Regions from separate parts of the Homo sapiens genome. Here region 2 is linked to region 1. The links are chromatin contacts, found by Hi-C or POLR2A ChIA-PET in ENCODE. All regions are on one chromosome and are shown on one strand. The core of a region is the stretch at or near the end of the contact, and the rest is flanking DNA. Distances in the headings are between cores, read along the strand shown.

Region 1 (3,962 bases), core at 810-3,309:
TGAGGCGTCAATGTCTTTAACAACTCGGGGAGACCGAGGCCATGCTCAGCAGGAACACTAAGTCCATGGAAAACAGGCCCTGGGCCCGCTGATGTGCATAATTCCACGTTTGCCCCCCATGTAACCAGGATGGTAAATTACAGGTGTCAGATAATCACGCTCTGGAGTGGCTACTTGAGGATGCGATCGACCAATTTAAGCTCCGTCTGACACATGATCAATAGCCCGTGATGCTGCATGGAATTGCAGGCACAGCGTCCAAACCTGCAGAGCAGTGGCTCCCAGCTGTGGCAACTTTGCCCCCCAGAGGACATTTGGCAATGTCTGGATATGTTTGCAATTGTCACAACTAGGAGAGGGGGATGCTATTGGCATCTGGCGAGTGAGGCCAAGGATGCTGCTAAACCTCCCATGATGCACAGGAGAAGTCCCCACACAGACACATCCTGCGCAGACTGTCCATAAAGCTTAAATGAGATGCTCTGACTTAGAGCCACAGTGAACATTCCATTCCATCGTCTGGGTATCTCCAGGGATGTACGTAGCTGGATGTCTAGCTTTTCATCTGGGTATGACCGGCCTCACGCAGAATCAAAACCATGTGTAGGTCGAATCTCTTATTTGCTCTCCTGCTTCCTTTCATTGTAATATTCTCCTTCTCATTAGTATTTTCTGTTATTGGAGGAATGGTAAGAAAACATAAAATGCTGGAGAGTTACGATTTTGTTTCTGTCAATAAAAAAGTAATTTGCCAGTGACTCATAAAAAGCAGAAAATTAATTAGAGAAGACATGAGATCTATCAAAAAGCTGATCAGGGTGGCTCACGCCTGTAATCCCAGCACTTTGGGAGGCCGAGGCAGGTAGATCACCTGAGGTCAGCAGTTCGAGACCAGCCTGACCAACAAGGTGAAATCCTGTCTCTACTAAACACATGAAAAAAAAGTTAGCCGGGCATGGTGGCAGTTTCCTGTAGTCCCAGCTACTCCAGAGGCTGAGACAGGAGAATTGCTTGAACCTGGGAGGCGGAGGTTGCAGTGAGCTGAGATCGCGCCAGTGCACTCCAGCTTAGGTGACGGAGTGAGACTTCGTCTCAAAAACAAAACAAACAAAAAAAACTGATCACCTCAGGAGAGCAGCAGAGAGAAGAGTCCAGATGGGAGCTGGTCAGTTTCAGGAGAGTGCACAGAGCAGGACCTCGTGGGACTGGCCTAGAGCTCCTCAAACTAACGTCAGTTCAGCGGGTGCAACTAGCATTTTAAAACATTAATCACAGAGTTGAGTAGAAAATATCAAAAGGTATCAGTATTATTTTGTGAAACTTTATATTCATATATATGGGGGGTGTGTGTCTCTGTGTGTGTGTGTGTGTGTGTGTGTGTGTGTGTATGTACCAGGTTCCATTGTAAAATAATTTCTTATGATGGGTTGTGATCAAAACAGCTTGAAAAACACTGGAGTGGCTTCACTGACGGAGGATTGAGAAATAATTAAGTATCTGTAAGTAAACTTTGCAAATAAAAAGAACAAGAAGGCCAGGCACGGTGGCTCATGCCTGTAATACCAACACTTTGGGAGGCTGAGGTGGGCGGATCACGAGGTCAGGAGATCGAGACCATCGTGGCCAACATGATGAAACCCCGTCTGTACTAAAAATACAAAAATTAGCCAGCATCACGTCTGTAATCCCAGCTACTCGGGAGGCTGAGGCAGGAGAATTGCTTGAACCTGGGAGGCAGAAGTTGCAGTGAGCCAAGATCATGCCACTGCACTCCAGCCTGGCGACAGCGAGACTCCATCTCAAAAAAAAAAAAAAAAAAAAAAAAACAAGAAAATTACGAACTCTAGGAAAAATGAAAGGTGTGTAAGAAAGAAAATATTATAGTACTTCGCTCTGCAGAGAATAGCATTTACCTGGTCACATGACATAAAGGCTGATTATGATGCAATTAAAAATAGTGATGTATCATACAGCGTGGCAGGAAGGGAGCTGGTGGGTGGTGTAAGAGCTAACTTCTCATCTAGCTTAGCAGACATTAGATAACACTAGACCTTGAAAGCTCTATGAATAGCTTCCCTGGCTTCCTCTTTCGTTTCTTTTCTTTTTTTCTTTGAGACAGGTCTCACTCTGGTTTCCCAGGCTGGAGTGCAGTGGTGCGATCTTGGCTCACTGTAGCCTTGACCTCCTGGGCTCAGGTGATTCTCCCACCTCAGCCTCCCAAGTAGCTGGGACTGCAGGCACACACCACCACGTCTGACTAATGTTTTGTCTTTTTAGTAGAGACAGGGTTTTGCTATGTTGCCCAGGCTGGTCTTGAACTCCTGGAATCAAACAATCCACCCGCCTCAGCCTGCCAGAGTGCTGGGATTACAGGCATGAGCCTCAGCACCTGGCCAAGCTTCCTCTTTCAGGATTCGGAAATAATGTGCGGAAACAGCTAGAGGATTACTTGTGGATGTCTCTGAGAAGAGGTGGGCAGGGAACAGACAGATTCAGTGGTGTTGCATTTGATGACCATGTATCTCTTTATTTAAAAAGGGACCATTCAGGACCAGTGAGGTCACGGTGGTGTTCACTGGAAAGACACCAGGGACCCAGGTGGCTCTTGGCTCTGTGACTTTGAACAAGTCCTTCTCCAGCTTTTGACACCAGTTGACCAACCTCTAAAACAAAGAGGCTCGGCCAAATTATTTTGACTTGTCCTTGGAGCCCTGTGAATCTGTCTCACCGTGGAGTGACTTGGGAGTCTGGGCACCACCCACCCCGACTCTATGTCAAATACCGTGCACATCTCAAGCACAGTGCCTGGCTCAGCACAGGCAGCAGGAAAGCTGTGTGGGTGTGCCTCAGGGTTGGTGGACACAGTAGACAGCCTTTGCTCTCCCAAGATGGGGGAGGCCCTGTACCATGACTTAGGGAACTGCTCATGCCTAAGCCCCCACCCCCTCCACAGTAGTGCAGAAAGGATGCTCTCCTAATCAGCTAATTTTCACAAAATGTGGGATGCCCTGGTGGGATCCCCTGGTAGGAGAGTAGATGACTTCCAGGAGCACATAGAGGGGGCAGAGGCTGCGGGCTGACCCTTGATACCCCTCATCCCCTACATTTCACATTGGAAATCCCAAAGTTTAGCTGCCCGGACCAAAGCTGAATTTCCCATTCTGCCTTGCAGCTGGTGTGTACCTTCCCAGTGTACCCTTAAATGAATGGGTACGCTCCACTTGCCCTTCTCCTCTTCCCTCCTGTCTGATGTGACTTGCACCTCCTCGGACCAGGTAGACAAAAACAGCCTTTGTCAATGACAGATCACAGGACTGGAGTGTCGAGGCTCAGCCCCGGGAGCTGCCCAACCAGCCAGGGGGCCCCCACGCCGGGGCTGTCACATGGGATAGAAGCAAACCTCTGGCTCGTGAAGTCATGGGTATTTTGGGGTCTGATGAATTTACTTACAAGTAAATATGGGAAGTATATTTTTATATCAATAGTTATTTATTCACTTCAATATCCATTGGAGAAAAATATCTCAACTAGTGGATTCACCCCTGCGATTCCACTAGGTGAACCCACCAGCAATCCTGGGGACGCTGAGGACCCTCCCTCCTCAGCACATGGCCCTCCTGACTGTTGGGGGAGCCAGCATGAAGCCCCCGTCGCCGACCGGCAGGCCCGAGCTCCTGGACTCAGCATTGACCGACACTGACTCTGTTCCCACAGCAGCCGCTTTGTTCGTCTCCTTTGTGGACACTTAGCTCAGCGCCTGTGCTGCTCGGCTGTGACCTGACCTTCGAGGGTCACCTCCTGAATTCACTCGCTGTGACCTGTGCTGCGGACCCCGTCAGGAAGCTCCTGGTCTCCCCCGGCCCCTCCCCCGCCTCATTTGCACAAAAGGCCTCATTGTTCTGCAGGGTCTGACTCAGACCTGCCCTGGTTTCAGTTTCCGCAAACACCCAGCACTGGCTTTG
Region 2 (3,962 bases), core at 432-2,931, 360 kb before region 1:
TTTTTCAAACATTTTTGATCAGCAGTTGGTTGAATCCATGGGTGTGGAACCCACCCACAGATACAGAGGGCAGATTGAATACGGAAGGGTAGAAACCTGTGCAGTGTGCATAGTCTACAGAGAGGCCTGGGCTGCGGGAGGCAAGCTGGGCAGGGCATCCCAGGCACAGGAAAATCCCCAGAGCTCGGGTTTACTGAGCCCGTCCTGTGCAGGCCTGGATCTGAACACTGTGCCTGCAGCATATCACTGAAGCCCCCTCCCACCCCACGAGGCAGGTCCATCATGCCACCCATTTTACAGGGGAGGAGACTGAGGCCAGAGAGGGCAAATAACCTCCCTACAGCCACACAGCTTGGAAGGGGCTGAGCCAGGGTTCCAAGGAGAGCTTGCACCCCTCCCTGCTGCTCTGTAGCCTGGTTCAGCTGCAGGAGCCAAGCCTCAGGGCAGGTTGTGGTGTGGGGCACCCCGTGGCGATGTGTGCACAGGGCCAATGAGGCGCAGGCGCAGGACTGGGGATGTGGGTGGCCATGTGCGGCGTTGCTGGTTTCTGTGGTAGGAAGAGTCGCAGCACCCAGGGCTGCAGACTTAGGTTCCTCTCTGCTGAGCCTCCTTTGGGTCAGCGACTCGGTTCCTGATTGTTTCCTGGGCTCTGGTCTAGCAGATTCTTTCGCACCTAGTCCCGGTGGGAAACACAGGCATGCAAGGCAGGGGTTTGGGGCAGAATTAAGGAAACTGGGAGCACCTGGGGACCAGCAAGTGAGGGAGCTGCCCAGAGCCCAGGGCTGGAGGGGCAGGTGGAGGGGAGTGCATGGGCAACCCTGGGAAACTCCTGCAGGGAAGGGGCTGCCCACAGGGCTGCGGTCACACCACAGCGAGAGTAAAGAAGAGGCACCCCAACCTTTCCCCTCCTGTCCTTAACCTTTAGGGGAGCCTCCCTTTTGCTGAACCCCAACTGAATGCCAGAGGGCAGGGAGCCCAGGAGATACAGTTCTCAGGGGCCAGTTCTGGGACAGGGAGCCCCAGGCAGAGAAGGGGTCCAGGTATTGGAGAGGGAGAAGGGGAATGACCAGCTGAAGCATCTGCACCTTGTCCCCACACTTGTGCCCCTGGCTGCAGGCACATCGGGTACCAGCCAGGGGAGGAGAGGGAGCTTTGGAGCCCTGGTAAAGCAGGCAGGGAGGAGGAGATTTAAGGAGAGAGAGAGGTTTGTGATGAGGGAGTGGAGGGAGGGAAGCTGTGACTGAGGAGCAATGAGTGGGCTCATGCTCAGCGTGAAGTGAACATGGGTTATTCTAATAATCTAGTTGTGATGCATTAATTTTTGGTCAGTGTACACCCTCTTGTTGCCAAGGTCTGTACAATACCAACTGCCTGGCCCATCTGTGTCCCCTGCCCGGTAGCTGTCGTGGCCTGAGTTCTCCTTTGTGGGGCTTGTAAATTCTGCTCAGATGAACGCAGTGTGGAGACCTGGCAGGCTTTGTGTGTGTGGCGGGGAGCTGGGGGGAGTCCAGATAGTAATATTGAAGGATGATTCCACTTTTCTCTCTATTTGAGTTTACGAATCGTTTTAGACTGTTAGGGACTGGGAATTTTCCAGCAGCTGCATCTGACCAGGTACAAATTGAGAACTGATCTTAGGTTCACACTGCGGTCACTCTCAGCTGTGATACGAAGTGTGAGTCATATTTCATGCATGGGCCTCCTGCCCGAAAACAGTGTCAGCTTCTGAGAAAATACAGCCCATGTGCAAGGGAACATTACGATTCCTCACAAAATGAAGACGCCCCTTCTTTGTAACCCTCCCAGCCCAAAGTGAGATCTGTCTTCCCAGGCTTCCCAGCGTCGCTAGGTTGTCAACCAAAATTGATTGAGGACTTCTTATTCTTCGGCTCGAGCGGTGGTAGATGATGCCTGGACCATCAAAACTTAGACTGACTGGGAATTCTAACATCTACAGGAGAAGGAAGAATACTTAATTAAAACACATACTTTTCAGAAGACGCGGGTATAACCACAGCAAAATGCATCATTTATAATGGAAGCACTTTTCTGTAGATGGAGACTCAGGGAATTGGAATTTTTAGCATGTTCATCTGGCACCGTGACATCACACATACGTCCTTCTTGTACATTTTAAAATCTTGTCTCTGTCTACATCTTGAGGGTTCCCTGAAGAGAGACACTTCTCTTTGTGTTTCTTTCATAACCTCTAAAATGTTCCCATGACACTTATTCTTTTCTGAGAAATTTTTTAAATTAAATTTAATTTTTTAAATTTTTATTTCAATAGCTTTTGGGGTACAGGTGGTTTTGGGTTACATGAATTAGTTATTTAGTGGTGATTTCTGAGATTTTGGTGCACCCATCACCCAAGCAGTGTACACTGTACCCAGTATGTAGTTTTTTGTTGTTGTTTTTTGTTTTCTTTTTTTTGAGACAGTGTCTTGCTTTGTTACCCAAGCTAGAGTACCATGGCACGATCTTGGCTCATTGCAACCTCCCCTCCTGGGTTCAAGCCATTCTCCTGCCTCAGCCTCCCAAGTGGCTGGGATTACAGGGGTGCACCACCACACCCAGCTAATTTTTGTATTTTTAGTAGAGACGGGGTTTCACCATGTTGGCCAGGCTGGTCTCAAACTCCTGACCTCGTGATCTACCCGCCTCCGCCTCCCAAAGTCCTGGGATTACAGGCGTGAGCCACCCCGTCTGGACCTGGTATGTAGTCTTTTAACGCTCAGCCCCTCCCAACTTTCCCCCCTTGTCCCCAAAGTCTATTATATCACTCCTACGCCTTTGCATCCTCACAGTTTAGCTCCCACTTATAAGTGAGAACATAATGATATTTGGTTTTTCATTCCTGAGTTACTTCACTTAGAATAATGGCCTCCAGCTCCATCCAAATTGCTGCAGAAGACATCATTTTATTCCTTTTTATGGCTGAGTAGTATTCCATTGTGTATATATACCACATTTTATTTTATTTTTTTAAGATGAAATCCATACTTTATTTTTTTTTCCAACTTTTATTTTAAGTTCAGGGGTACAGGTGCAGGTGTGTAGGTTTGTTACATAGGTAAACGTGTGCCATGGTGGTTTGCTGCACAGAGCACCCCTAGGTATGAAGCCCAATATCCCTAAGGTATTCTTCCTGATGTTCTCCCTCCTCCCACTCCCCACCCTCTGACAGGACCCAGTGTGTGTTGTTCCTTCACATGTGTTCGTGTGTTCTCATCATTCAGCTCCCACTTATAAGTGAGAACATGCGGTATTTGGTTTTCTGTTCCTGCATTAGTTTGCTGACAATAATGGCTTCCAGCTCCGCCCATGTCTCTGCAAAAGACATGATCTCATTCTTTTTTATAACTGCATAATATTCCATGGTATACCACATTCTCTTTATCCATTCCTTGGTTGATGGACATTTAGGTTGGTTCCATATCTTTGCAATTGCAAATTGTGCTGCTATAAACATGTGTGTGCATGTGTCTTTTTCATATAAAGACTTCTTTTCCTTTGGGTAGTTACCCAGTAATGGGATTGCTGGATCAAATGGTAGTCCTACTTTTAGTTCTTTAAGGAATCTCCATACTGTTTTCCATAGTGGCTGTACTAATTTACATTCCCACCGGCAGTGTAAAAGTGTTCCCTTTTCACCACATCCATGCCAACATCCATTGTTTTTTGACTTTTTAATTATGGCCATTCTTGCAGGAGTAAGATGGTATCTCACTGTCATTTTAATTTGCATTTCCCTGATGATTAGTGATGTTGGACCTCTTTTCATATGTTTGTTGGCCATTTGTATATCTTCTTTTGAGAAATATCTATTCATATCTTTTGCCTGCTTTTGATGGGATTATTGGTTTTTTTCTTGCTGATTTGTTCGAGTTTCTTGCAGATTCTGGATATTAGTCCTTTGCATGTCACTTATTTCTTGACTTGTCTAGATTTTGACAGGTGGC

Evidence for each region. Hi-C counts contacts between places; a loop is a spot of excess contacts on that map. ChIA-PET counts read pairs that join two places held with the same protein, here RNA polymerase II (POLR2A). Pooled maps may share reads with other maps.
Region 2: a loop to region 1 is called in a pooled map, with 3 times the contacts of the local background. The contact joins two enhancer-like sites. A Hi-C loop is called at or near these places in 2 of 50 pooled maps. POLR2A ChIA-PET finds 5 or more read pairs at or near these places in 2 of 52 experiments (HepG2 and PC-9).

Annotation. Positions count from the first base shown.
Region 1 is chr20:47,973,553-47,977,514 of GRCh38, reverse strand. No RefSeq gene overlaps it. Among named protein-coding and RNA genes, the nearest start is that of LINC01523, 7.7 kb to the left of the region's middle. RefSeq lists a silencer at 2,150-2,269. Within about 2 kb of position 2,059, at least 2 of the 41 ENCODE cell types and tissues checked have a DNase peak (open chromatin) inside an H3K27ac peak, as active enhancers do.
Region 2 is chr20:48,337,015-48,340,976 of GRCh38, reverse strand. No RefSeq gene overlaps it. Among named protein-coding and RNA genes, the nearest start is that of LINC00494, 21 kb to the left of the region's middle. RefSeq lists enhancers at 782-831, 892-981, 1,292-1,401, 1,512-1,561. Within about 2 kb of position 1,681, at least 6 of the 41 ENCODE cell types and tissues checked have a DNase peak (open chromatin) inside an H3K27ac peak, as active enhancers do.